2 separate regions of the Homo sapiens genome follow, and region 2 is linked to region 1. A link is a contact called in ENCODE Hi-C or POLR2A ChIA-PET data. All regions are on one chromosome and are shown on one strand. Each heading gives the region's core, a stretch centred on a gene start or an enhancer-like site at or near the end of the contact. The rest is flanking DNA. Distances are from core to core; before and after follow the strand shown.

The links. Hi-C counts contacts between places; a loop is a spot of excess contacts on that map. ChIA-PET counts read pairs that join two places held with the same protein, here RNA polymerase II (POLR2A). Pooled maps may share reads with other maps.
Region 2: a pooled map shows a loop between it and region 1 (4-fold over the local background). The contact joins the enhancer-like site here to the promoter of ELDR in region 1. A Hi-C loop is called at or near these places in 3 of 50 pooled maps. POLR2A ChIA-PET finds 5 or more read pairs at or near these places in 3 of 52 experiments (MCF 10A, T-cell and naive thymus-derived CD4-positive, alpha-beta T cell).

The regions. Positions count from the first base shown.
Region 1 is chr7:55,254,377-55,256,890 of GRCh38, forward strand. ELDR (EGFR long non-coding downstream RNA) reads right to left here and starts at 1,259. Exons shown (of 4, transcript NR_110426.1): 1 at 1,155-1,259; 2 at 811-1,042. RefSeq lists silencers at 376-935, 1,246-1,295.
Region 2 is chr7:55,307,857-55,310,370 of GRCh38, forward strand. No RefSeq gene overlaps it. Among named protein-coding and RNA genes, the nearest start is that of ELDR, 53 kb to the left of the region's middle. Within about 2 kb of position 1,260, at least 4 of the 41 ENCODE cell types and tissues checked have a DNase peak (open chromatin) inside an H3K27ac peak, as active enhancers do.

The sequences.
Region 1 (2,514 bases), core at 9-2,508:
AGTAAGGTGGCTGCAAGCGCAGATCCTGCACCTGCCCAAGGTGAAACAAATCAGCTCCCGGAGCCTGAGGTGCAAAGGGCAGGAAGCTCCCTGCGCACCCCTGCGGCCCCAGCGCGGCTCTCCCAGTCCCGCTGCCTCCCACTCCGAGCCCCTGCCGTCTGGGACCCGCTCCACCTCCCGCTCCCGGGCCCTCGGGGCATCCTGTCTCCATTCGCAGCCCAGTGCCCTCCACTCCCACGGCCTCGGGTACAGCTTCCACAGGGAAATCACCCACATCTGTGTCTCTCGCCTCGTTCCCAGTCCTGAGGCCGACGCATGGCCACTGAGCACACAGATCCAGCACAGCGTCCCTCGCCTTTCCCGCGCCCCGGGCAGAGGATGAGCACCAGGCCAGCCCTGCAGCTCACGCCGGCAGCCCTGGGCTGGCTCCGCACCCGCGCCTCGGGCTTCCACGGTGGACCCAGGAGACACCCTCTCGCCCAGCCCAGCTTCCCTGCGGGACTGAGAGGGAGAAGGGAGGAGTCGGGGAGCGAAGGCGGAGGCAGAGCTGGGCTGCGGGAGGAGGCGCGACGGCGGCACCGGCGGGATGGAGCAGCGGGATCCCGCGGTGACCGGGCGGATGGAGTGGCCGAGAGCGCCCCCTGCCGGCCAAGGGTCCCCCCTCACACACTCCCGGTGTGGCCGGGAAGGCGGGAGCCGGGTTCCCTGCCGGGAAGGCGGGAGCCGGGTTCCCTGCCGGTGGAGCCGGCGGCTCAGCCGGGCCCCGCACGCACCGGCCCCGCAGGGCCAGGTCCCCGCCTCCAGGCCCACCTTCGGCGCTCGCAAACGTCCGGGTGGCTGCGGCCTGGCCACCATCCAGGCCTCGCCCACCGGCAGTTGCCCGGGTCCACACAGGGACAAGCTCGGTCTCCGCCGCGTCCCGCCTGAGCCTCGCCCGCGCCCAGGGGACTCCACGCTGCACAGGGAGAGGGCCGCTCCGTGTGACAATGCAAGAAGGGCGAGCTCTCTTTTCCACCTGTCTCATCTCAGTGTGAACGGCGCCCTGGAAAACAGAACTGTTCAGGGACTTCTGAGGAGCTCGGCCAACGCTCTTGCCTCCCTACATTTTCCCGAAATCTGCCTTTCAAACAGGCTTCCTCTTGTCACAGACGAACCCATCTCCACGTTAGAGTGCATCGTGGCGTTTCCTATTTTCATAAAAGCCAGCGCCCTGGAATTGTCAGTCTGTTCTTACACTGTGAGTGTAACGGCCCTCTGTTAAATCTCAGCAAACCCTCGCGCGCCAGAGAGGCCAGCCCCAGAGCCCGCGCCCTGGAACGCGGCGGACCGCGGGTGCCCTCTGCGGGTGGCGCGTGGCCTGCGCAGCGATCAGGTCCTCAAGTCCCGAAGCCCCAGTGCCAGCCTCCGAAAAGCTGGCCCGGCAGGAAGGAGCCCAGTTCCTGCCCACTGCCTTCCGACGTCCTGTAAGTGGACCCCGCTTCCCGGGCCTCAGTGGTCTGGTCTGGAATGAAGAGTCTGAGCCAGGTGGTCCCAAGCGCTGCCGGGCTCCCACATTTTCTGACAATGAGGTAATCAGTCACGTGCACTTGCCAAGGTTTGGGCACCAGACTCTTTGACACCTGGTGTAGACTCAGCAAAATCCCATGAGCCACTATGCCCTTCAGATCAATGGACTATCACCTACTTCATTCGGACTTTTCGACCTCAGGTGAGACTGGAGAGAAACCTGGGACAGAGGAGACAGCTGGCTGAGATTCCCGTTCCTGCGTCTGAAGGCTGGAGGGTATGGAGAGTCCCTAGACAGTGGCACTCACGCCTGCTGCGCCCTGTGCTGCAGGTTGTACGCGATATAAAACATGACACTGACTGCCCGTGAGGATCTTGACAAGTTGTTTTGAAGATGGCATTTTGCTAAGTCCCTGAGGGTCACTGGTCCTCAAAGCGGCATGGCGGCATGGCGTGGCTGGTTCTGCCACATGCCAGCTGTGTGACCTCTGAGACTCCACTTCTTCAGTGCTGAAAATAAAGAAGGAGTTTTACTAAGGACCAAACAAGATAATGAATGTGAAACTGCTCCACGAACCCCAAAGAATTATGCACATAGATGCGATCATTAAGATGCGAAGCCATCGAGTTACCACCTGGCATGCTTAAACTGTAAAGAGTGGGTCAAAGTAAACTGAATTGGAAAATCCAAAGTTATGCAGAAAAACAATAAAGAGGTCTTACGTAGCAATACCGAACTTATGTCAGGCACTATTTCTCAAAACACAACTCCACTGAGATGCTCCAAGGAAAGAAAGGATTTTGTGGGCAAAAGCTTGATGCCCCTCTAGGGCACTCACAATGCTCGTCAGCACACAGAGCTACAAATAGTTCAGATTTTGCCACCCAATTTGTTGCCAAAAACATTCAATTTCCAGATCTGCTTTGGATTTCAGAATTGCAGATTCAAAACATTGTAAACCCTGGATTAAAACCCATTAAAAGTTTCCTGTCTGAGTTGCTCCTATG
Region 2 (2,514 bases), core at 10-2,509, 53 kb after region 1:
CTGGGTTCAAAAGGAAATAAGCTACTTTGGAGCCAGGTACAGTGGCTCACTCCTGTAATTCCAGCACTGTGGAAGATTGAGGCAGGCAGAGACTTGAGCCCAGGAGTTCGAGACCAGTGTGGGCAACATGGCAAAACCCCGTCTCTATAAAAAATACAAAAATTAGCTGACTGTGGAGGTGCATACAGGCAGTCCCAGGTAGTTGGGAGGCTGAGGCAGGAGAATCACTTGAGCATGGGAGACTGAGGCTTCAGTGATTCATGATTGCACCACTGCACTCCAGCCTGGGTGACAGAGCAAGACCCTGTGTCCGAAAACAAAAAAACAAAGAAAGAAACAAAAAGCTGGTTTGCATAGTTTTTCATCAAATCCAATGCCAAATTCTAGCCACTTCTTGCTTTTCTAAGCACAGACAGGCAATTCATTGCTAAACTATTTTACAAATCTCCCAACTATATTATATAAAATCTATCTCCTCTCTTATCAAGGGAAACACTTGCTCATCTTTGAGCAACTCACATACTCCAAATACCTCTGGTGTTGAAAGCCGTCTGGTCATTAGTATGTTCAGCTGCTCAGTGTCTGAAATTCCTTTGGGTCAGACCTCTAGAGCAACCAGATAATCTCTCAGTGGCGGTCACAGGCTAGCAAGCCTTGGCCGTATCCAGACCATGCCTATCATGGTCTGGCAACCCTGCCAAAGTAACAAAGCAACTTTTACTTTTATATCTTTCCAAAGTAACAAGACAACTTTGAATTTATTGCCAACATTGAACATTGAGGACCTCATATAAAATCAGGATTCCCAGCTGCTCTTGAAAATTTGGAAGTTGTGACCCTGCTGGGCCCACATTCCCTAGAGTGTTGGGTCTCCTGGGCTCAGCAGCTGCTGCCCCTGAGGGAGGCATGCATCTCTCCTGTGTAAGTTTCCACCTGGCTCTCTGGCTTGGTCATATTGGCTTCCTGGCCTCTTTTTGCATGTAGTTTGTGATCCCTGATTGTAGGTTTCATCATTTATCCTGGGCTGTTTCCTCCTGGGAGTTATAACCTTCCTAATCTGAAGCTGAAACTCCCCCAAATGCAAGCTAAACGTGAGTTGACAGTAATGGCTAATGCCTAAATAGCACCTACTGTGTACCAGGCCTGAAACACTAACTCATTTCATCTTCACAACAAGCCTATGCTGTGGGTGCTGGTTACTGCAACAGGCCTGAACCACCAGCTCATTTCCTCCTCACAAGCCCATGCGGTGGGCACTCGTTACCACACTAGGCCTCAACAACCAGCTCATTTCGTTACCACACCAGGCCTGAGCCACCAGCTCATTTCCTCCTCACAAGCCCATGCGGTGGGCGCTCGTTACCACACTAGGCCTCAATAACCAGCTCATTTCATTACTACACTAGGCCTCAACCACCAGCTCATTTCATTACCACACCAGGCCTGAGCCGCCAGCTCATTTCATCCTCACAAGCACATGCAGTGGGCGCTCATTAGCCCCGTTTTACAGGTGAGGACACATGCTCAGAGACTTTAGCCCACTTGTCTGGAGCTGACTGCCTCCACACCTTCTGTGTGATTCACACTGACACAACTGGACATTTCCTACCACGAACATGATATTCACTCTGGTTTTCTGCCTTGACCTCTACATTTTTGGCCCCTGCACATTTGGGCCTCAACCTTCCAGACACGGTTCCTCCAGCTCGGTTAGAGTCCCGTGCTCCTCCTCCCATGCCTTTGGTGCCCACACTAAGTCGGGGCTCAGAAGTCACTCCATCTGTGACTTGGCTGCTCTGCTTTGTGAGCTCAAGAAACCAGGAAGCCTGTTAAACACGCCATCAGGAATGCTGAAGAATTAAGATTGTCCAATAAAAGTCAGTGTCAAAGGAATGGAAAATGAAGTGTGGATGGGAACCGTTATTTCTCAGGAGTCAGGGAGTATCTAAATTTGCTGTCTGAAGTCAGAGCCATAGAAAATCCCCAGCTGCACTCTGGTAGTAGTGGTTTTAGCACCTTTACTTGTCATTACAAATAAATTTGAAACTGAAGGAAAGTGAAGAAACACCTCTCAGAAGAGCATGATGCCTTCGACCTGGTTTGCTAGGACAGGAACTGGACACAGATTCTGAAAATCTCATTCATTCAAGCTGAATAAAATGTAGACGCAAGGACATTTACATAGTCAGCCATTCCTCAAGGATTTACTGAGTGCCTACTGTGTACCAGAAGTGGTATTCGTTAGGTACCACATGTTTCATTCATTTGCTCATAGTCCTTTGAGGCCCTTCTAGGTGGAAGCCCCACAATAGGCTCTGGGGATACAGCCCCTGCCACTGCAGAGCTGATGTTTTCACATAAGATTCAGACTTCCAACAACCAATTACACTACTGGTTAATCACAATTATAGTGCTGCAACTAGGCGTTCCCAGTCAGTCTGGGAAATGCAGAAAGGCCTCCCTGGTGAGAAGGTCTCTGCACTAAAATCTGCAGGAGCTGCAGGAGCAGAGTGA